Linked DNA regions of Homo sapiens: all the other regions are linked to region 3. Evidence: chromatin contacts called from ENCODE Hi-C or POLR2A ChIA-PET data. All regions are on one chromosome and are shown on one strand. Each heading gives the region's core, a stretch centred on a gene start or an enhancer-like site at or near the end of the contact. The rest is flanking DNA. Distances are from core to core; before and after follow the strand shown. Region 1 overlaps CARM1 (coactivator associated arginine methyltransferase 1). Region 2 has its middle 7.5 kb from the start of TIMM29. Region 3 has its middle 24 kb from the start of LDLR.

The links. A loop is a pair of places that touch in the nucleus more often than their neighbours do. ChIA-PET counts read pairs that join two places held with the same protein, here RNA polymerase II (POLR2A). Pooled maps may share reads with other maps.
Region 1: a map of endothelial cell of hepatic sinusoid shows a loop between it and region 3 (9-fold over the local background). The contact joins two enhancer-like sites. A Hi-C loop is called at or near these places in 1 of 168 maps with a recorded cell type or tissue (endothelial cell of hepatic sinusoid). POLR2A ChIA-PET finds 5 or more read pairs at or near these places in 4 of 52 experiments (OCI-LY7, WTC11, activated CD4-positive, alpha-beta T cell and 1 more).
Region 2: a pooled map shows a loop between it and region 3 (2.1-fold over the local background). The contact joins two enhancer-like sites. A Hi-C loop is called at or near these places in 1 of 50 pooled maps. POLR2A ChIA-PET finds 5 or more read pairs at or near these places in 4 of 52 experiments (GM12878, OCI-LY7, PC-9 and 1 more).

The regions. Positions count from the first base shown.
Region 1 is chr19:10,874,608-10,878,226 of GRCh38, reverse strand. The region is part of intron 1 of CARM1 (coactivator associated arginine methyltransferase 1); the gene reads right to left. Among named protein-coding and RNA genes, the nearest start is that of CARM1, 4.9 kb to the right of the region's middle. RefSeq lists enhancers at 1,047-1,276, 1,457-1,606, 2,926-3,426, 3,427-3,619. Within about 2 kb of position 1,516, at least 11 of the 41 ENCODE cell types and tissues checked have a DNase peak (open chromatin) inside an H3K27ac peak, as active enhancers do.
Region 2 is chr19:10,934,514-10,938,180 of GRCh38, reverse strand. No RefSeq gene overlaps it. Among named protein-coding and RNA genes, the nearest start is that of TIMM29, 7.5 kb to the right of the region's middle. RefSeq lists an enhancer at 347-846 and a silencer at 1,776-2,107. Within about 2 kb of position 1,345, at least 3 of the 41 ENCODE cell types and tissues checked have a DNase peak (open chromatin) inside an H3K27ac peak, as active enhancers do.
Region 3 is chr19:11,063,378-11,066,944 of GRCh38, reverse strand. No RefSeq gene overlaps it. Among named protein-coding and RNA genes, the nearest start is that of LDLR, 24 kb to the left of the region's middle. Within about 2 kb of position 2,049, at least 4 of the 41 ENCODE cell types and tissues checked have a DNase peak (open chromatin) inside an H3K27ac peak, as active enhancers do.

The DNA of each region.
Region 1 (3,619 bases), core at 267-2,766, 190 kb after region 3:
TTGGGTTTTAGTTTTTTTCCCTAATCAATCTCTCAAAAACTGTAAAAGCCTTTCTTAGCTTTGTCTGTACAAAAATAGGCCACACCGGGCCCAGCGGTTCGTGACTATAATCCCAGCTACTTCTGAGGCTCAGGCAGGAGGAGGATGGTTTGAGGCCAGGGGTTTGGGGCCAGCCTGGGAAACACAGCAAGACTCTGTCTCTAAAAAAATTGCTTAAATTAGCCAAGGGTGGTGACATGTGCTTGTAGTCCCAGCTACTTGGGAGGATGAGGCCAGAGGATCACTTGAGCCCAGGAGTTAGAGGCTGCAGTGAGCTACTAAAATACAAAAAATTAGCTGGGCATGGCGGCATGTGCCTGTAATCCCAGCTACTCGGGAGGCTGAGACAGGAGAATCGCTTGAACCTGGGAGGCAGAGGTTGCAGTGAGCCGAGATTGCGCCACTGCATTCCAGCCTGGGCAACAGAGCGAGATTCCATCTCAAAATAAATAAATAATAAAACACAGGCTGGGTGCGGTGGCTCGCACCTGTAATCCCAGCATTTTGGGAGGCTGAGGCAGGCAGATTATTTGAGGTCAGGAGTTCGAGGCCAGCCTGGCCAAGATGGTGAAACCCTGTCTCTACTAAAAATACAAAAATTAGCCAGGGTGGTGGCACAGGCCTGTAATCCCAGCTACTCAGGAGGGTGAGGCATGAGAATCACTTGAACCTGGGAGGTGGAGGTTACAGTGAGCCAAGACCATGCCATTGCACTCCAGCCTGGGCAACACAGTGAGACTCTGTCTCACTAATAAAATACAAACACAGATAAAAATAGGCCACAGGCTCAATGTGGCCCATAGGCCTAATTTATATCACTGCCCTTTCCCTAGCTGCCCCCAAGGTCAAGCATTTTGAGTCAACACAAGTTTATGCACAGTCTGGTACGGGATAAATGCTCAATAAATGACGGTATCCATTAGCCACACGCAGGCACCGCTGAAACACAAATGCCTTTCTGGGGTTACTAACTTTCCCTGTTGTCACTCCAGCTTGACACCGAGATGTCCTAAAGATGGGGCACATAACAAGCTCTTCTATACCCCTGCCCCAGCTGTCAGGGGGATCCCAGGAGTGTAACCAAAGGAAGTCACAAGGGCCCCTGGTTCGGTGACAGCAGGCCATTCTTCACCTTCTTTGGACAAAGGGTTTTTCTCTGAACTTTCCACCCCATGGCATGCCCCTCACAAACTGAAGTTTAGCCCCTGACGGAGCCCATGCTGCTGTGTAAGCTTCTGAGCCAAGGGGATGGGAGAGTCTAAAGCACTGGCCACACTGACTCGTGCTGACCAAGAAAGAAAAGTGACACAGTCATTTCCAGAAAGAGCGCCACAGGGCTGGGGAAGTGAGAGTTTGTTCTGTTCTCTTTCCCGGCACCCCTCCCTGAGAAACTGCCTCCTTTCCAAGGGAGGGCAGCCTATGCCCAGGAACTCCAGAGGCCATGCCAAAGCTTCCTCAAGCCCAGGAAGCCCACGCCAAAGGGCCTCCCCCTCTGCACAGGGAAAATGGCCTGGTGTTGGTAGTTGCCATTTGGCCAATCTCATGGACGTAGGCCAGGGTGACTTCAGATGGCAAGAAGTAACTGTTCACTACAGAGTGACAGAGACAGGCCCTTCTGCAGCTGTCATCCTTCCCCTGGAGGGTGCAGACGTCAAGGAACAGGGCTGGAAGTCCTCCCCACGTGCCTCTCCTGGGCCTCCTATGTTAGGTACAGATCATGGCCCAGGACTCCCTCCCATGGCCGGTGAGCCAAGACAGCGGGGCAGCCCTGGAGCATAGGGGGCTCCTCCTAGAAAAGCTAGCTCATTCCCATGCCACACCAACGAACACTGCTGTCAGTAACATGGACATAAATATTTATTGGCCGGGCGCAGTGGCTCACGTCTGTAATCCTAGCACTTTGGGAGGCCAAGGCAGGAGGACTGCTTGAGCCCAGGAGTTCAAGACCAGCCTGGGCAAAATAGTGAGACCGCATCGCTAGAAGAAACTTAAAAATTAGCCATATGTGAGGCTGGTGGCGGTGGCTCACACCTGTAATCCCAGCACTTTAGGAGGCCAAGGTGGGCGGATCACCTGAGGTCAGGAGTTCGAGACCAGCCTGACCAACACGGAGAAACCCCATCTCTACTAAAAATACAAAAAAAATTAACCGGGCATGGTGGCACATGCCTCTAATCCCTGTAATCCCAGGACTTTGGGAGGCCAAAGCAGGCGAATCGCTCGAACCCGGGAGGCAGAGGTTGCAGTGAGCCGAGATCACGCCATTGCACTCCAGCCTGGGCAAAATTCCATCTCAAAAAAAAAAAAAAGACAGACATCCAAGTTGTAACCCCTGGAATCTGTGAAGGTGACCTTATTAGGAAATAGGGTCTTTGCAGATAAGGATCTTGAGATGAGATCATCCTAGATATAAAGTGGGCCCTAAATCCAATGCCCAGTGTCCTTATAAGAAAAGAACAGCTGGGGCCGGGCACGGTGGCTCAAGCCTGTAATCCCAGCACTTTGGGAGGCCAAGGTGGGCAGATCACGAGGTCAGGAGATGGAGACCATCCTGGCTAACACGGTGAAACCCCGTCTCTACTAAAAATACAAAGAATTAGCCGGGCGTGGTGGCGGGCGCCTGTAGTCCCAGCTACCCGGGAGGCTGAGGCAGGAGAATGGCCTGAACCCAGGAGGCAGAGCTTGCAGTAAGCGGAGATCGCGCAATTGCACTTCAGCCTGGGTGACAGAGCCAGACTCCGTCTCAAAAAAAAAAAGAAAAGAAAAGAACAGCTGAGGTGGGAGGATCACTTGAGCCTAGGAGTTCGAGACCAGCCTATAACACGGCGAGACTCCATCTCACTTTAAAAAAAAAAGGAAAAAAGAGGACACAAGACACAGGAGTGAAGACAGACGCAGGGACTTGGGTTTCGCTGCTGCAAATCAAGCAACAGCTGGATCCACTGCAATCTGGAAGATGCAAGGATTTTCCTGTAGAACCTCTCCAGGGATTGTGGCCCTGCCAGTACCATGATTTCAGACTTCTGACCATGAACTGAGAGAGAATCCATTCCTGTTGTCTTAAACCAAAAATCTGTCATAATTTGTTATTGCAGCCATGGGAAATTAATACACCCAGCACTGATCACCTCCAACTCCAGAACCCATGCTTTTTTTTTTTTTTTCAGACAGGGTCTTGCTCTGTCACCCAGGCTGACATGCAGTGGTGCAATCTCAGCTCACTGTAACCTCTGCTTCCCTGGTTCAAGCGATCCTCCCACCTCATCCTCCGGAGTAGCTGGGACTACAGTCGCAGGTACCACCACACCTGGCTAATTTTTGCATTTTTAGCAGAGACGAGATTTTGCCATGTTGGCCAAGCTGGTCTCAACCTCCTGACCTCAAGTGATTCGCCTGCCTCAACCTCTCAAAGTGCTGGGATTACAGGTGTGAGCCACCACGCCTGGCCAAGAACCCATGTTTTTTATCTCCATATCAATGTTACTTAAGGATAAAGAGGGCGGTGCGGTGGCTCATGCCTGTAATTCCAGGACTGTGGGAGGCCAAGGAGGGAGGATCACTTGAGCCCAGGAGTTTGAGA
Region 2 (3,667 bases), core at 96-2,595, 130 kb after region 3:
GGGCGTGGTGGCGTGCACCTGTAGTCCCAGCTACTCAGGAGACTGAGACAGGAGAATTGCTTGAACCTGGGAGGTTGCAGTGAGTCGAGATCATGCCACTGCACTCCAGCCTGGGCAACAGAGCGAGAATCTGTCTCAAAAAAAAAAAAAAAAAAAGGAAGAAAGAAAATGAAATTATAGGGGTAATATGACAGGATATCTGGGATTTGCTTTAAAATACTTCGGTTGTCAACGGTAAAGTTTGGGACCAAAAAAAAAAAACAAAGAACTTCTGTTGGCTGGGTGTGGTGGTTCACGTCTATAATCCCACCACTTTGAGAAGCTGAGGCAGGATCATTGCTTGAGGCCAGGAGTTCGAGATCAGCGTGGTCAACTGCAGCCTCAACTTCTCTAACTTAGGTGATCCTCCCACCTCAGCCTCCCAAGTAGCTGGGACTACAGGCACGCACCACCACATCTGGCTAGTTTTTGTATTTTTTTGTAGAGACAGAGTCTCACTGTGTTGCCCAGACTGGTCTTGAACTTCTAGGCTCAAGCAATCTGCCCCTCTCGGCCTCACAAAGTGCTGAGATTACAGGTGTGAGCCAGGGCACCCCCAGCCCATCTTACACATATTGACCGATGTCTCATGTCTCACTAAAATGTATAAAAGCAAACTATGCCCCAACCACCTTGGGTACATGTTCTCAGGATCTCCTGAGGGCTGTGTCCCAGGCCATTGGTTACTCATATTTGGCTCAGAATAAATCTCTTCAGATATTTTCGGAGTCTGGGCCAGGCGCGGTGGCTCACGCCTGTAATCCCAGTACTTTGGGAGGCCGAAGTGGGTGGATCAGCTGAGGTTGGGAGTTTGATAGCAGCCTCACCAACATGGAGAAACCCCGTCTCTACTAAAAATACAAAAAATTAGCCGGGCATGGTGGCTCATGCCTGTAATCCCAGCTACTTGGGAGGCTGAGGCAGGAGAATCGCTTGAACCCGGGAGGCAGAGGTTGCGGTGAGCCAAGATCGTGCCATTGCACTCCAGCCTGGGCAACAAGAGCAAAACTCCGTCTCAAAACAAAACAAAACAAAAAAAAAAACAAAAAAAGATTCAGAGTCTGACTCTTTTTGTGGACATAAGTAGGTAAAGGTGCAGGTTCCAGAGATGAAGGTGGCCCCTCCGTGGGGCCTCGACTTCTGCCATCATCTATCCAATTCCAAGGCACAGTAAACTGGTGCAAGTGGAAGCTGCACGACCTCCACTTGCTGCTGCCCGCGGACAAAAGGAACCTGCGTTGAGCCATTCCATGGGGGCTAAGTAAGGCAGGATGGAATCAGCTACGTTCTGTCTCCGAACTAAGTCTCTGATGCCCTCTGCTGGTCTTTCTAATCACAACAGTGGGAAAGATACTTTTTTTTTTTTTTTTAAGACGGAGTCTTGCTCTGTCTCCCAGGCTGGAGTGCAATGGCACCATCTTGGCTCACGGCAACCTCCGTCTTCCAGGTTCAAGTGATTCTCCTGCCTCAGCCTCCTGAGTAGCTGGGATTACAGGCGCCCACCACCATGCCCGGCTAATTTTTGTATTTTTAGTAGAGACAGGGTTTCGTCATGTTGGTCAGGCTGGTCTCCAACTCCTGACTTCAGGTGATCCTCCCATCTCGGTCTCCCAAAGTGCTTGGATTACAGGCGTGAGCCACCACGCTCGGCCGAAAAGTACTTTTCAAAGGACGTGCTGGAGGGCAACTCCTGGGCTAGCCTGGAAAGCGGAAATAATTAAAGCTAACCAAGAATCCAAGAATATTTTATTTCCTTGGGAGGCTGAGGCAGGAAAATCACTTGAGCCCAGGAGTTTGAGATCAGCCTGGGCAACACAGTGAGATCTCATCTCTACAAATAACTTAAAAAATTAGCCGGTGTGGTGGTGTGTGTCTGTGGTCCCAGCAGCTTGGGAGGCTGAGGTGGGAGGATTGCTTGAATCCAAGAGGTCGAGGCTGCAATGGGTCGTTAATGCACTCCAGCCTGGGTGACACAGCGAGACCCTATCTCCAAACTGCTCCCCCCCGCCCCCGCCTTTTTTTTCAAGGGAGAACTCAGGCCGGGTGCAGTGATGCACACTTGTAATCCAGCACTTTGGGAGGCCGAGGTGGGAAGATCATTTGAATTCAGGAGTTCGAGAACAGCCTGGGTGACATAGCGAAACCCTGTCTCTACAAAAAAAATACACAAAAGTTAGCTGGGCATGGTGGTGCACACCTGTAGTCCCAGCTACTTGAGAGCCTGAGGTGGGTGGACAGCTTGAGTCCAGGGAGGTCGAGGTTGCAGTGAGCTGAGATTGCATCACTGCACTCCAGCCTGGGAGAGAGAGTGAGACCGTCCCTGAAAACAAGGTGTGGGGGAGAACTCAGAAATGTTCATATTAGATTCGGCTGTCACTTGGATCTGAGAAAGAAGCGTGCCTTGGCTCTATCCTATCAGACATTGGGCCCTCCCTACATGGTGGCCCTGCACCACTAGGCAGGGTGCATCAGCCCCTCCACAACCACTTAGGAAGGTCACAGCATGGATTCGGAGCCATAATCTTCCCTGCACAGCCGCACCACAGACTGTGAATGCCTACTCTGTACCAAGTGCTTTAGTGGGCTTTTAAATTTTTCTGACAAGCCCACACTTAGAGATAAGGAGCCCAAAGCATGGAGAAGTGACTTCACTCACAAAGCAAGGAAGTGTAAAAGCTGAGTTCCAAATCCTGGCTTTAAAGCCCACTTATGCCTCCTGTCCTCTGCCTTACACCAGAGCATGGGCTGAAGTACAGTGAGACCTCTGGGAAAAGCTGACCCTCTGCCCAAAGCCAAGACACAAAGCCTTCAGGCTGCCCAAGCTCCACAATTCCTACCAACAGCGCCGACCACTGCCCTCAGCTTCAAGCTCCCAGCAGCTTCAGATGATCTTCCTGGAACACACCCTGGCGAGAAGTCAAAAGTGGCATTTAATAACTGACTCAAGCAATGATGGTGTGGACCCTTTCCAATACTTCTGATCAATGAGAAACAAGTGTCTTTGATGACACCTTAAAACCCTTCCCTGAAGTTGGCTAATGTCTAACAGAGGGCAGATTTGGGGACAGAGATTTTTGGCAGGTAATGGTGTAGAGATAGCATTTAGTTAGTATCATCTCGACGTCTTTTGTTTCCTTTCATTTTTGGGGGTTAGAGGGGAGATAGTGTCTCACTCTGTGGCCCAGGATGGAGTGCAGCGGCATGACCAAGCTCATTGCAGCCTCAAACTCCTGGGCTCAAGGGATCCTCTCACCTCAGCCTCACAAGTAGCTGGGACCACAGGCACACACCGTCTCACTTGGCTATTTTTTTTTTAATTATTATTTATTTATTTATTGGGACGGAGTTTTGCTCTTGTTGCCCAGGCTGGAGTGCAATGGCATGATCTCGGCTCACTCCCGAGTAGCTGGGATTACAGGTGCTTGCCACCATGCCCGGTTAATTTTTTGTATTTTTAATAGACACGGGGTTTTACCATGTTGCCCATGCTGGTCTTGAACTCCTAACTTCAGGTGACCCACTCGTCTTGGCCTCCCAAAGTGCTGGGATTACAGATGTGAGCCACCACACCTGGCCTATTTTTATTTTTAGTAGAGACGAGGTGTTGCTATGTTATCCAGGCTGTGTC
Region 3 (3,567 bases), core at 800-3,299:
TGCCCTGACCATCCGGCGTTTCAGCTTTAAGGTCCTGCTCACTCCTGTCTTGTGGCAGCCTCTCCTGACTCCTGGGGACACACCGACCTGCCCGCCATTGCTTAGTCCACCACCTGGTTCCAGGCGCCATTTCAACTTTCAAGTCTCAGGGTCCTTGCTCCAGACCCCAGAGCAGGTGGCAGCCCCTGAGGAGTCTCATGTCCCCCAAACCCAAGCTCAGATCTGTGTAGCCTTAGGCCACTGGCTCAACCTCCCCGAGCTCCACTTGTGTCATCTGGGAAACAGGAATGAAGTCCCCCAGCCCTTGGGGTTGTTGGGAGAAGGGCACTGGCCAGCGGGACTGAAAGACAGAGGAAAGGCCTGCGAGAGGGGCAGGTGTGGAGAGCAAAGGTCAGGAAGGGCAGCAGCCAGCCAGCAGCTGTCACCAGGTCACACAGGTGAAGGCCCCTGGCTTGGGGCCACTGCCATATGGGGACCAAGCTGGTTCCAGGCCCTCAGGCCAAAGCCGATGTCTGAGACCTGAGTCAGACAGGCCTGCAGCCCGGACCACTCATCTGCACCACAGCTAACATGTCCCTGTGTCCCCATGACATGGGTTTTGCACAGGTGGACACTCAAAGTTATTTCTGTAGGCTCCCCTCATTTTTTTTCTTAAAAAATTTTCCTTAAAAAATTTTTTTTTGAGACAGGGTCTTCCTCTGTCTCCTAGGCTGGAGTGCGCTGGTGGGATCACAGCTCACTGCAGCCTCGAACTCCTGGGCTCAAGTGATCCTCCTGCCTCAGCCTCCCAAGTAGCTAGGACTACAGATGTGTACCACTGTGCCTGGCTAATTTTTTTATTTTTGTTGTTGAGATGGGGGGTCTCTATGTCGTCTAGGATGGTCTCAAATTCCTGGCCTCAAGCAATCTTCACAATCTTCCTGCCTCAGCCTCCCAAAGTGCTGGGATTATGGATATGGGCCAACACCCCCAGACTAAGGCACTTATTTTTAAATTGGCCTCATTCTGAAAACCATGAAATCATAGGTTTGGTGAGTTGGTTTTCCATAAACGTTAAAATAAATTCTGGCTGGGAGTGGTGGCTCACATCTGTAATCCCAGCACTGTGGGAGGCCAACGTGGACAGACTGCTTGAGCCCAGGGGTTTGAGACCAGCCTGGGCAACGTGGCAAAATCCTGTCTCTACTAAAAATACAAAAAAATTAGCCAGATATGGTGGTGCACGCCTGTAATCCCAGCTACTCAAAAGGCTGAGGTGGCAGAATTGCTTGAGCCCAGGAGGCGGAGGTTGCAGTGAGCAGAGATCATGTCACTATACTCCAGCCTGGGTGACAGAGCAAGACCCTGTCTCAAAAATAAATAAATAAAAAATAAATAAATTATAATCTATTAAAATAAAGCCAAAGCTATTGCAACAAACGAAATGTGGATTTTCCCAAATGGTGGAGTGAAGATCTTGGCAAATCCTCTCCCTAAAAGCAACAATAAAGCTAAACAGAATTGTCCAAAGCAACCATCCCAGGACTGTGAAGATCTCGTCAAAGGTGTTCACCCAGTGAGGAAATGTTTATTCCAGAAAAAGTACTGAGTGGCAGGGAAGAGCAGCGGGAGGTGATTTTTGCCTGGGGCTGCTCCTGGCCTGGGCCCCCAGCTCCAGCCAGGCCATGAAAATCAGCAGCCTCACTGCTGGAGGGCCTCACTGTTGGAAGCTGCAGGGATCTCGGGAGGAGAGGGCCAAGGTCATCAGCTGGCCTAAGGATGAAACAGATTGGTAAACTAGCCAGAAATGGAAAAGGAGGTCGAGACAGAGACTGCCCCAGCTGGCCCCAGGTATCCCTAGGGGTTTGGGAGGCCACGCGCAAGCGCAAGACAGCACATATGCCCTGGAGAGAGTCTGATGCACGTCTCCCTGCCCAACAGAACTGAAGTGCGTGCCCTGATAGGAACCACAGGCAGAAAGCAAAGGTAGGGCCAGCCTGCAGACTGCCCGGGCAGAGGTGCTGACTCAGCATTTGGGCCCGGGCAGAGCCGCTGACTCAGCATATTTGGGCACAAGTTCTGACCAACCACCAACTGATGTCTCAGCTTGGCTGACCCAGGGGTGACTCCTTCTAAATAAAAATGAGAATTGGGCCAGGCGCGGTGGCTCACACCTGTAATCCCAGCATTTTGGGAGGCAGAGGCGGGCAGATCACTTGAGCCCAGGTGTTCAAGACCACCGTGGGCAACATGGAGAAACCCTGTCTCTACCAAAAAAAAAAAAAAAAAAAAAAAATTAGCTGGGTGTGGTGGCACAAGCCTGTAGTTCCGGCTACTCGGGAGGCTGAGGTGGGAGGATGGCTTGAGCCCGGGAGGCTGTAGTGAGCTGAAACTGCACCACTGCAGTCCAGCATCAGTGACAGCGCAAGACCTTGTCTCCGAGGGGAAACATGAAAGAAAGAAAAGAAAAACAACAATTAAGAACAAAACAAGGCCAGGCGCGGTGGCTCGCGCCTTTAATCCCAGCACTTTGGGAGGCCAAGGTGGGCAGATCACCTGAGGTCAGGAGATCGAGACCAGCCTGGCCAACATGGTAAAACCCCGTCTTTACTAAAAATACAAAATACAAAAATTAGCCGGGCGTGGTGGCGGGTGCCTGTAATCCCAGCTACTCCAGAGGCTGAGGCAGGGGAATCGCTTGAACCCAGGAGGCGGAGGCTGCAGTCAGCCGAGATCGCACCACTGCACTCCAGCCTGGGCGACAGTGAGAGACTCCATCTCAAAAACATAACAAAATTAAAAACAAATAAATAAAAATACAATGTCTACTTTCTGACAACAAAAGCTTGCCAGACATGTGAAGAAACAGGAAAGTGTGACCTACGCTGAGGACAAAAAGGAGTCAACAGAACCTTTCTGTGGAGGAATGGATCCGGATGTTGGACCAAAAGGCTTCAAAGCAGCTACTAAAAACAGGTTCAAGCTGGGCTGGGTGGTGCATGTCTGTGGTCCCAGATACACTGGAGGCTGAAGAGGGAGGATCATCTGAGCTCTGGAAGTTGAGCTACCATCCCACCACTGCACTCCAGCCTGGGCAACAGAGCAATACCATGTCTCGATTAAAAAAAAAAAATAGAGCGGCTGAGGCAGGAGGATCACTTGAGCTCAGGAGTTCAGACCACCAGCCTGGGCAACAAAGCGAAACATTATCTCTACAAAAAAAATAATAATAATAATAATTAGCCAAGTGTGCTGGTGTGCACCTGTGGTCCCAGCTACTCAGGGGGCTGAGGCAGGAGGATCACTTGAGCCCAGGAGGTCAAGGCTGTTGTGAACTGTGATGACACCACTGCACTCTAGCTTGGGTGACACAGCAAGACCTTGTCTCAATTAAAAACAAAACAAAAAAAAAGGTTCAAAGAGCTAGAAGAAACCACATCTCAAGAATTAAAGCCAAGTATGACGACAGTGACCCACTAATAATGGCTCTTAATGAACAGACAAAAATGATAAGAATTCAAATTGGTTAGGCACAGTGGCTCACGTCTGTAATCTCAGCACTTTGAAAGGCTGAGGCGGGTGGACTGC